Regions from separate parts of the Homo sapiens genome. Here region 2 is linked to region 1. Evidence: chromatin contacts called from ENCODE Hi-C or POLR2A ChIA-PET data. All regions are on one chromosome and are shown on one strand. The core of a region is the stretch at or near the end of the contact, and the rest is flanking DNA. Distances in the headings are between cores, read along the strand shown. Region 1 has its middle 22 kb from the start of TEF. Region 2 overlaps ACO2 (aconitase 2).

The links. Hi-C counts contacts between places; a loop is a spot of excess contacts on that map. ChIA-PET counts read pairs that join two places held with the same protein, here RNA polymerase II (POLR2A). Pooled maps may share reads with other maps.
Region 2: a loop to region 1 is called in a map of gastrocnemius medialis, with 4 times the contacts of the local background. The contact joins two enhancer-like sites. A Hi-C loop is called at or near these places in 5 of 168 maps with a recorded cell type or tissue (ascending aorta, gastrocnemius medialis, ovary and 1 more), 11 of 37 single-sample maps with no recorded cell type and 8 of 50 pooled maps. POLR2A ChIA-PET finds 5 or more read pairs at or near these places in 22 of 52 experiments (AG04450, B cell, CD4-positive, alpha-beta memory T cell and 16 more).

The regions. Positions count from the first base shown.
Region 1 is chr22:41,400,625-41,406,489 of GRCh38, reverse strand. No RefSeq gene overlaps it. Among named protein-coding and RNA genes, the nearest start is that of TEF, 22 kb to the right of the region's middle. RefSeq lists a cis regulatory region at 3,943-3,956 and an enhancer at 3,878-4,022. Within about 2 kb of position 2,454, at least 10 of the 41 ENCODE cell types and tissues checked have a DNase peak (open chromatin) inside an H3K27ac peak, as active enhancers do; they include GM12878, gastrocnemius medialis and thyroid gland, where a contact is called at or near this core.
Region 2 is chr22:41,479,921-41,485,785 of GRCh38, reverse strand. All of the region lies in intron 1 of ACO2 (aconitase 2), which reads right to left. Among named protein-coding and RNA genes, the nearest start is that of ACO2, 14 kb to the right of the region's middle. Within about 2 kb of position 4,485, at least 15 of the 41 ENCODE cell types and tissues checked have a DNase peak (open chromatin) inside an H3K27ac peak, as active enhancers do; they include GM12878, gastrocnemius medialis and thyroid gland, where a contact is called at or near this core.

The DNA of each region.
Region 1 (5,865 bases), core at 1,205-3,704:
CTGGAACAGAAGCAGGGTACCCCAGAGCCTTCACAGGGCACTGCCCCAGCTGCCAATTGAGCAGCTGCCCCAGGCCCTGTGGGCCCCTCCTGGCATGGATATGAAACCTCCTGGGCCGGGTGCAATGGCTCACGCCTGTACTCCCAGCACTTTGTGAGGCCGAGGCGGGCGGATCACGAGGTCAGGAGATCGACACCATCCTGGCTAACATGGTGAAATCCCGTCTCTACCAAAAATACAAAAAAAAAAAAAAAAAAATTAGCCAGGTGTGGTGGTGGGTGCCTGTAGTCCCAGCTACTCGGGAGGCTGAGGCAGGAGAATGGCATGAACCCGGAAGGCAGAGCTTGCAGTGAGCCGAGATAGCACCACTGCACTCCAGCCTGGGCGACAGAGCAAGACTCCATCTCAAAAAAAAAAAAGAAAGAAAGAAACCTCCTGGTGCCCTGGGATCCGCGGACTCCTCGGTCAAGGTGAGAGAGTCCCTGGTGAGGACACACACAGACCCATTTGTGTACACATATGCTAACCCTGCCAGACGCAGTTGGACGCACACACATATACCCAGGAACAGTCACAGACACACATAGACACAATTGTACACACACTGAGACACAGGCACTCGGGCAACTCAGGCTCTGGGCCTCAGGGCAGGGGAGGCCCCAGAGATCTTGCCCCACTTGAAAAGGCAGTGCTGAGGCCCCAGGGGCCCCTGGTTTCCTGTCCACCCACCTTTTCCCCAACCCACACACACGGTACCTGCACACACCACCCCCACTCGAGGAGGCCCCTGAAAAAGCTCCCTCCTTGGCCTCATCCTGATATGGCAGGCCTGCTCCGTGCACCCCATGGGGTTCCAGTTCTTGCCCACATTTATTCTTTTTTTTTTTTTTTTGAGACGGCGTCTCGCTCTGTCGCCCAGTCTGGAGTGTAGTGGTGCAATCTCGGCTCACTGCAAGCTCTGCCTCCCAGGTTCACGCCATTCTCCTGCCTCAGCCTCCCGAGTAGCTGGGACTACAGGTGCCCGCCACCACGCCCAGCTAATTTTTTGTATTTTTTAGTAGAGATGGGGTTTCACCGTGTTAGCCAGGATGGTCTCGATCTCCTGACCTCATGATCCGCCCGCCTCAGCCTCCCAAAGTGCTGGGATTACAGGTATGAGCCACTGCACCCGGCCCATTTATTCTTTATTTATTTTAAAAAAAAATTTAACATTTATTTATTTATTTAGACAGTCTCGCTCTCGCCCAGGCTGGAGTGCAGTGGCACAATCTCGGATCACTGCAAGCTCTGCCTCCTGGGTTCACACCATTCTCCTGCCTCAGCATCCCGAGTAGTTGGGACTACAAGTGCTAATTTTTTGTTTTGTATTTTTAGTAGAAACGGGGTTTCACCGTGTTAGCCAGGATGGTCTCGATCTCCTGACCTTGTGATCTGCCCGCCTCAGCCTCCCAAAGTGCTGGGATTACAGGCACGAGCCACCGTGCCCGGCCCACTTTTTTTTATTTTTGAGCCAGAGTCTCTCTCTGTTGCCCAGGCTGGAGTGCAGTGGTGCAATCTCAGCTCACTGCAGCCTCTGACTCCCAGGTTCAGGTGATTCTGCTGCCTCAGCCTCCCGAGTAGCTGGGACTACAGGTGCCTGCCACCACACCTGGCTAATTTTTTTGTTATTGTTTTTGTTTTTGAGATGGAGTCTCACTCTTTGTCGCCCAGGCTGGAGTGCAGTGGTGCGATCTTGGCTCACTGAAACCTCTGCCTCACAGGTTTAAGCAATTCTCTGCTTCCCGAGTAGATGGAATTACAGGTGCGCACCACCACGCCCGGCTAATTTTTGCATTTTTAGTAGAGATGGGGTTTCACCATCTTGGCCAGGCTGGTCTTGAACTCCTAACCTCGTGATCCACCTGCCTCAGCCTCCCAAAGTGCTGGGATTACAGGCATGAGCCACCAGGCCTGGCCCCAATTTTTTTGTATTTTTAGTAGAGATGGGGTTTCACCATATTGGCCAGGATGGTCTTGAATTCCTGAGCTCAAGTGATCCGCTCATCTTGGCCTCTGAAAGTGCCACTGTGCCCAGTCTATTCTCTCTTTTTGACAGATGGGGAAACTGAGGCTCAGAGCCAGGCTTGTCAAAGGCATATGGAGGACTGGGGGTGGTGGGATACAAATTCAGGCAGCAGATAGACTCCAAGTCCGACGCCTCTGCAGAACCCCTCATCCCAGATGCCTGGCTGAGCTACCATCCCCACCCAACTCCCTCCACGTCCCCTCCCTCCCCAGAAAGAGCCTAGAAGCACAGGCCTTGGGCGGCAGCCAGCCCTCCCTTCCTCCCAGGCTTCTGTGCAAGCCCTTGGACCACGTATGCCAGTAGCCATTGGAGGGCAGGAGGGGCGGCGGCTGAGTCAGCTGGTGCCCACAGCACTGCCTGGCACGGAGGGCCCTGGAGGCTTTGCTGAGAGGACAGATCTGGAGGCTGGACCCGAGGTCACCGCCCAGGACGTGTCTACAGCTCCACCTGGTGGTGATACAACACCGCTGTCACACCCAGCTCTGGTGTTATCCTCCCCACAGCCAGGTCAGCAGATATTTGGGGAGCAGCTACTGCTGCTGCGCATGGGCAGGCCAGGCACTGAGAACAGAGCGAGGCTGAGGAGATGTGGGGGCACGCACTCCAGGCAGAAGGAACAGCAAGTGCAATGGCTCTGAAACAGGAAGGAGTTGGGAAGACCCAGGAGGAGCAAATGGGTTAAAGAACTAGACTTGGGTGCCAAGGATGGAGAGGAAGAAAGGCAAGGCTCGGTGGTTCACATCTGTAATCTCAGCACTTTGGGAGGCCAAGGTGAAAGGATCACTTGAGGCCAAGAGTTTGAGGCCAGCCTGGGCAATACAGTTAAGACCCTGTCTCTACAGGAAATTTTTTTTTTTTTTGAGACAGAGTTTCGCTCGTCACCCAGGCTGGAGTGCAATGGCATGATCTTGGCTCACTGCAACTTCCGCCTCCTGGGATCAAGCAATTCTTCAGCCTCAGCCTCCTGTGTAGCTGGGATTACAGGTGCCCGCCACCATGCCCAGCTAATTTTTGTATTTTTGTAGAGACAGGGTTTCACCATGTTGGCAAGGCTGGTCTCGAACTCCTTAACTCAGATGATCTGCCTGCCTTGGCCTCCCAAAGTGCTGGGATTACAGGCATGAGCCACTGCATCCAGCCCCATTTTGTGCTGGTATGAATAGAGATTTATTTCTGACAGCTCGGGAAGCCGGGAAGCCCAAGATCGAGGGCTGCATCTGGTGAGGGCCCTCTTGCTGTGTCATAACGTGGCAGAAGGCATCCCATGGTGAGAGGGAGCAAGAGCTCCAACGTGCAGCTTCAAGCTCTTTGTTTTTAAGATGGAGTTTCGCTCTTCTTGGCCAGGCTGAAGTGCAATGGCCCGATCTCGGCTCACCACAACCTCTGCCTCTCGGGTTTAAGCAATTCTCCTGCCTCAGCCTCCCAAGCAGCTGGGATTACAGGCGTGCGCCACCACGCTCAGCTAATTTTTGTCTTTTTAGTAGAGACGGGCTTTCTCCATGTTGGTCAGGCTGGTCTTGAACTCCCAACCTCAGGTGATCTGCCCGCCTTAGCCTCCCAAAGTGCTGGGATGACAGGCATGAGCCACCGCACCCAGCCACCTCAAGCTCTTTTATATCCATTCGTGAGGGTGGAGGCCTTACGATGTAAACACCTTCCATTAAGACCCACCTCCCAACACTATTGCATTAGGGATTAAGTTTCCAACCCATATATTCTGGGGAGACATTCAAACCATAGCACCGTCCTGCGTGCTGTACGCTGGGAAGACATAAGAACAGTGAGGAATGGTGCACCGGGCCTTGTGCCTTAAGAGGGAGGGCCAGCTGGAGGCAACACACTGAGGCCCTTGTCCTGTCCCCTCTACCTCTGATCCTTGACCTTTGCCCCGTCCCCTCTACCTCCCTGTAGTCTGGACTTCCTGGAGTCAGCCTGAAATCCAGACCTGAGTGGACGCCCACTACTCTGTTTGGAGAAACCTATGGGACAGCTAGGCAGTGGCTTGCTGTGTGCCTAGCTCCTGATGACAGAGCTGCAGCTTAAAATAAAAGCCTCCTGCTCAGCACTTACTTAATCCTGAGGGGACCGGGCATCAGGACGCATGGTTGCGAGGATTTGCTTAAGTGAGAGGCTGATGAAAGCTCCCTGAGGGCTGGCTGGGGGGTTGGGGCACCCATCTTAAAACCTGTTTCTGATTTCCTTTGCTGCTCACCCCTATCTCTGGCTGGCAGCTTTCCCGGATTAGCTGCTGACGTCAGGAGCTGCCAGCTGGGCCAGCCTGGCACAGCCACGGGGCAGTGTGTGAAGGGCTGTCTGGTAATAGGGTGCAGTAAAGGAAGGGGGCATGTGTCCAGCTTCGGAATTTGTCCTTGAAGGAGCTGGGGTGGAGGGGAAGGAGAAGGGTCGAGATGTGCTGTCAGGCACGCACATGTGACCTGTGTAGCGCATCCTTGTTGGACAGAGAGAGAAACAGCTCAGGGAAATGGATAAGTTGTCCAAGACCACACAGCTGGTCTGACCCTGGCTGCATCCCACACCAGCTGGTAGACAACCCGCGATGGGCAGCAGCTGCTGGGACTGGAGGTGATGGTCTCCATGTAGGTCCGTACCTTCCTCTCTGTCACCATAATGGCAGCTGCTGAGTGGTGTTTGCCCTGCTCCAGGTGTCTTCGTGGGACAACTGTCTTATGAAGCTGGTGTTCGTTTTTGCTTTTGTTTTTTTTTTTTTGAGATGGAGTTTCGCCTTGTTGCCCAAGCTGGAGTGCAATGGCACTATCTCGGCTCACCGCAACCTCTGCCTCCTGGGTTCAAGTGATTCTCCTGCCTCAGCCTCCTGAGTAGCTGGGATTACAGGCATGTGCCACCATGCCTGGCTAATTTTGTATTTTTAGTAGACAGGGTTTCTCCATGTTGGTCAGGCTGGTCTCGAACTCCTGACTTCATGATCCACCTGCCTCGGCCTCCCAAAGTGCTGGGATTACAGGCGTAAGCCACCGCCCGGCCGCTGGTGTTCCATTCTACAGGTGAGAAACTGGAAGCCCAGAGAAGGGAAGTGACTTGCCCACGATCATACCCCAAATTGGTGATGGAGGCAGGGTTTGATCCTAGGACCGTCGGAGTCCAAAGCCAGTGCTCTGCCATACATACAGAGATTTCACAGCTTTGACATGTTTCAAGCCCATGCCCCTGTGCTTGCCGTGGCTGCACAGATCTCCGCTTTGAGAGAGCGCATTTGCATGCAGAGTAGAAAATACAGAGGGGGCCAGGCGCGGTGGCTCACACCTGTAATCCCAGCACTTTGGGAGGCCAAGGTGGGTGGATCACTTGAGGTCAGGAGTTCAAGACCAGCCTGGCCAGGCTGGGCACGCTGGCTCACGCCTGTAATCCCAGCACTTTGGGAGGCCGAGGTGGGACGATCACAAGGTCAGGAGATTGAGATCATCCTGGATGATACGGTGAAACCCCGTCTCTACTAAAAAATCAAAAAAAAAAAAAGTTAACTGGGCTTGGTGGCAGGCACCTGTAGTCCCAGCTACTTGGGGGAGGCTGAGGCAGGAGAATGGCGTGAACCCGGGAGGTGGAGCTTGCAGTGAGCCGAGATCACACCACTGCACTCCAGCCTGGGTGACTGAGCGATAGTCTCAAAAATAAATAAATAAAAATAAAAATATATATATAAAAGAAATATTTGCAGGCTGGGCGTGGTAGCTCATGCCAGTAATCCCAACACTTTGGGAGGCCGGAGGTAGGCGGATTGCCTGAGTTCGGGAGGCCGAGGCGGGCAGATTGCCTGAGCTCAG
Region 2 (5,865 bases), core at 3,236-5,735, 77 kb before region 1:
GAGAAACCCGGTCTGTACTAATAATACAAAAATTAGCCGGGCGGGCCGAGCGCCGTGGCTCACACCTGTAATCCCAGCACTTTGGGAGGCCAAGGCGGGTGGATCACAAGGTCAGGAGATCGAGACCATCCTGGCTAACACAGTGAAACCCCATCTCTACTAAAAATACAAAAAAAAATTTGCCGGGCGTGGTGGTGGGCGCCTGTAGTCCCAGCTACTCGAGAGGCTGAGGCAGGAGAATGGCGTGAACCTGAGAGGTGGAGCCTGCAGTGAGCCGAGATCGTGCCACTGCACTCCAGACTGGGCGACAGAGCGAGACTCCGTCTCAAAAAAAAAAAAAAAAAAAAAAAATTAGCCGGGCATGGTAGCGCATGCTGTAATCCCAGCTACTCGGGAGGCAGAGGTTGTGGTGAGCTAAGATTGTGCCATTGCACTCCAGCCTGGGCAACAAGAGTGAAACTCCATCTCGAAAAAAAAGACAAAGCAGGAAATAGTGGAAGATCAGGGTGGAAACCCAGCCAGGCAGGGGAGGGTGTGGCTCGCTGTCCTAAAAACCTGAACTATAACCTGCTGTTTACAAGGGGCAATGTGGCACAGTGAAGATAACTTAACCTGACCAGGAGCAGTGGCTCACGGATCCCAGCACTTTGGGAGGCTGAGGTGGGTGGATTACCTGAGGTTGGCAGTTTGAGACTAGCCTGACCAACATGGAGAAACCTCGTCTCTAATAAAAATACAAAAAAATTAGCAGAGTGTGGTCGCACACGCCTATAATCCCAGCTACTCAGGAGGCTGAGGCAGGAGAATCACTTGAACCCGGGAAGTGGAGGTTGCAGTGAGCTGAGACTGCACCATTGCACTCCAGCCTGGGCAACAAGAGTGAAACTCCATCTCAAAAAAAAAAAAAAAAAAAAGAGCTGACTCCAAAGCCCAGCTCTGTCACTTACTACCTACATGACAAGCACATTTCACCCCAATTTCCTCACTTGGAAAAAAAGAATAATATCTGCAGTATTATGTGAGGAATGAAATGATATGAATGTTATTCTGAGTTACTGTGAGGCATGAAATAATATGAATGGGTTCCCAAAGAATAGCAAGTATGTAATTATGTAATATGTAAAATACTAAAAGTAATTCCAGCACTTTGAGAGGCTGAGGCAGGAGGATCACTTGAGCTCAGGAGTTCAAGACCAGCCTGGGCAACATAGTGAGACCTAGTCTCTATTTAAAAAAAAAATTACCAGAATTTTTCCTCCGTTATAAAAAGCAAGATATATTTCATGGAGAAAATATAGAAAAATCATAAAACACACAATTTTACAGACTCCCTGAAGCCCATCCAGGGACATCTATCATCATTACCCATCCACCAGCTCCCTGGCCTGGTACAGGATATCTTGTGGGTCTCTAATACTCAATGACTCCAAGCAAGGCACCAAGCACTAGTCCATGCTGCATCTCTCCCTCCCCACAATCCCTGGTACCATGGAATCCATTGTACCCACACTGAACAGGTGTCAGGGCTGAAGTTTCTGAGCAAATACAACCCTGATAATACTAATCTTTATTAGTAGTATTTGATACTTTTGTTTTTAATGTAATTTTCTATTTTGATCAGAGTAACATCTTTACGCATTATTAAAATTTAAAAACTATCATTATAAAGGAAACCAGGACTCAAGTCCCAACCCCCCATTTCCCTGCCCCAAAGACAACAAACTTCAACACTTGGTGTACTTATCACAAATTCATTCTCAAACTCTCCATCGGCTACGACACTCGATATTATGAATGCGTCAGGAGATCCACCAGCCTCGTCATCTCCTGGAGCCTCTGTCTCCTTCCCCATAAGGTCTAATACCTCTCTGGAACTCACATCCATTAGTATCCTTAGAATATCCTGTCCTCCTCTTGAGTTGGATTCTTGTTTCCTGGATTCAATGGATTTTTCTTAGATTACTGTCGTTTTGAGAGAACACATCCTCAAGTATCTGCCATCCTCCCACTGCAGCCTCCTAAAGTGCTGGGATTAAAGGTGTAAGCCACCATGCCCAGCCCAGTATTATTTAAGGAAGGATGATGATGATGCCTTGGGCATATTTTTAATTTTCTTTTTTTTTTTTTTTAAGACGGAGTCTCACTCTGTCGCCCATGCTGGAATACGGTGGCGCAACCTTGGCTCACTACAACCTCTGCCTCCTGGGTTCAAGCGATTCTCCTGCCTCAGCCTGCTGAGTAGCTGGGATTACAGGCATGCACCACCACGCCCAGCTAATTTTTGTATTTTTAGTAAAGACAGGGTTTTGCCATGTTGGCTAGGCTGGTCTCGAACTCCTGACCTCAAGTGATCCGCCCGCCTTGGCCTCCCAAAGTGCTGGGATTACAGGCATAAGCCACTGCACCCAGCCATATTTTTTAAAAATAACTTTACAGAGTTCTGTTTTTATTTCCTGATTCCAAAAGTAAAACACACTCAATGCTCAGTTCAACCTCAGGCCACAGAGACATTCCTGAGGTCACCCATAAGGCCATCCAACACAGTTTTCCCAAAACTGGGAAACGGGAAAATTTTTTCCCATACTTGGAGCCTACGTCTCAGGCCTTGTAAAATCCTCACTGGTAAATCCCAGGCCCTCATCTAGAAGAAATACTTTCACTGCGCCCTCGCCCTCCACTTTCCCCCACTTTCTGGGGAACAAAGGGGCTGAGGGCAGGACTGAGGTGGCCTCGAGGCAGAAAATCTCCCCTCATCAACTCCCATAAGCCCCCTGGTTCAACATGACTAGGTCTGGAAGCTCACTCTCTTCCCAAAAGCCTATTCTACTACTGGTCAGTTCTAAGATTTTAAACTAATGCTTCTTAAATCAAATGAAAATGTGCCCCCATTACATCATTCCAGCTTTGGAGATCTGGGCTCAAATCCCAGCTCTGCCCCTTACAAGCTGTATAACCTTCTGTGGTTTTATTTAATCCCTCTAAACATCAATTTTTCCCATCTGTAAATGGGGATAATGCTTCACAGGCTGCAGTGAGGATGAAAGGAGAGAACCTAGACCAGTGCCTGGCACATGACAGGCCTAACTTCCTAGTCCTATCCTTTGGAACCAGATCAAATGAGGCTAGTCAGTCTTCCACAACCAGCCCTTCAAATCACTGAAAACCACAATTATGTCTTCTCCATCCTAAGCATCGTTATAGCACTTCCTCAGCCACAAAACAACTTCCTAATTTTACACCTAAGTGGGAGTCTCCCATCAGGGTGACCAGTAGCCAGATGCCCACAGATCTGTTTTGGAGTAACTATCACCTCCCACACATCTCTGTGTGACTCTTGTGAACCTTGCTGTGCATAGCTCAGCCTCCCTAACTGCCTGAAGCTGCAGAGGCTCAGAGACAGGAAGGGGCCTGCCTAAGGTCAAACAGCTGGGAACTTGCAGAGGCCGAGACTTTCTCCCTGTGCTACCGACAGTGTCTCCCAACCTCTGCTTCAGGCCCAGCGGCCAGGTGGGCTGAGTCCTCCAGGGGGTTGTTGGTCCCAACTGCTGACCCTAAGTGCCTTTGCTGAGTCTAGCTGGATGAGCCACAAATCTCCAGGGCTTCCAGGGAGTAAGGGAGGCTCTGCTGATCCTGCATCTACCAACACAGAACAGTGGGCAAACGCTGAGGGAAGGGGCATCCCCACAGCAGACCCCCACCGGGGAGCCAGGCACCACACGGCTAGGCAAGACAAGGGAAGAAAGGATGCTGCTGGCGAGATGACAACAGCTCTCTTACCCTAACAATTGTGCCAAGTGGGATTACTACAGGTCATTCTGTCCCTTGTTTACATGAGAAGACAGAGACTTGGACCAGATGGGAAAGTAAAGTCCACTAAAATATAAGCTCCATGGGGACAAAAAATGGTCTATTCTGGTCACAATATATTCAGAACCTAGGACAATGTCCAACACATAGAAGAAGTTCAAGAAAGACTTACTGATGAAACAGATGAAGGCAGAGCCGTGACACGACCACCGGCCTTCTGGATTGTGCTTTCAAACTCAAGTTAAGTGCCTCTGGCAGAAGCCGTGATGAGCAACAGCACGGGTTCAGAGCTGTGGCAGATGGGAAAAGGGCCCACCCCACGGCACATCACATGTACACCCACTCAGAACTCCCCACAACCCCACTCGGCCAAAGTCAGACATGCTGCCCTCTCTTCCCAAAGGACGGAGGTCGGAGGTCTTCCCTTGGGACCAGTTGTATTCAGAGAATACTACAATCGAAACGGACTGACCTATTCTCGGGCAGGCTTCTGCCCACCTTGTCCAGCATGGTGCATACAGCACTGCTTGTTGGGGAGCCATGTACCAGTGAGCCCCAGCATACAGAGCAAGCTACAGAGCTGAGGGTGCCGAGCCACCCAAACAGGCCAGGGTCCGGGAGAGGCCAGGTCTCTTGAGACAGTTGCTTTAACAACTGACAGAGAAGTCACCAAGCACTTGTCAGAGTGCCATCATGGAAACACTCCAAGACAAGTGCCGAGTCACAGAAATGGCATCCACTCTAGGGCTGGAGGGATCTGGCTTGGAATCTCAGCTTCCCTAGCTGTGGGACCTCAGGTAAGATTCTTTACCTCTCTGAGCCTTAATTTCCTCTTCTGTAACATGGGGGTAAAAGAGCAGAGATTTTGGCCGAGGGTAATGGCTCATGCCTGTAATCCCAGCACTTTAGGAAGCCGAGACAGGTGGATCACCACCACTCCTGAGCCCAGAGTTCAAGACCAGCTTAGGCAACAAAGCGAGACCCCCATCTCTACAAAAAAATACAAAAATTAGCCTGTGTCTATAGTCTGAGCTACTCAGGAGACTGAGGTGGGAGAATTGCTTGAGCCCAGGAGTTTGAGGCTGCTGTGAGCCAAGATCGAGCCACTGTACTGCAGCCTGGGTGACAGAGCAAGACTCCATCTCGGAAGAACAACAACAACAACAAAAATGGCAGAGATTTTGTGAGGATTAGAAAGACTTGTAAATACAGAGGAAAAGTCTAGAATGATAAACACAAAATTGCCCTGGGGACTGGGACGGGGAGAAGAGAGCTTTTATGAATATACTGCATTCTATTACAAAAAATATATACGAAAGGCATAGAGCTTGGTAGCTGGGCTTCTGGCAGGCATTCAATAAACGTAAGCTGCTATTACTCAGTTCGCCTGGGAGAATGAGATGCTGCTACTAAAACGTGGCCTGCCTGTGTACTGGGGAGAGGATTACGGGCAGATGTTTTTCCACTATGCCGCCTACTTCTCCCTCCCCAGCCACCAAAGACCAGAGCCCCAGAGCAGGTCCCAAGCACCAGGACAGCACATCTTGGAATTGAAATGGAACTGAAAAGGCCTCATCTATCCACTCCTTCTGTATTTGAATGCCTAACACACTCACCCAACCTAGCCAAGCTGTCTCCAGCAGTGGGGAACTCATACATTACACGGCAGCCCATTTCACAGAAGGATGACTTCGGGCTCACATCTCTTAGCAACTAACTGCCTAGCCCTTCCTGGCAGAGAAGTCTCAGGTGGACTCTGTCTAAGTGGGCAACACAGGAATGCACATCAGTCCACACCCTCCTAAGGAGAAGCATCTTCCCACACCTCCATTGCAGGGCTTCTAACAATTTTCTCCCCCTCCTGGTAGGCGATGCCTGGCTCCTCTCCTAAGAAATCAAAGCTAAACAATTCCCTCCTGCCAGCAGGCAGTCAGCTAGCTTGGTTGCTATGCAACTGGCAGGAACAAAAGTGATGCAGTCCTTTTCAGAGGCTTGGAAAGGGAGCAAGGAGCCATGTCTCTCCAAGTCAAAGCCTCTAAATGGGTACCAAAGGCAGCA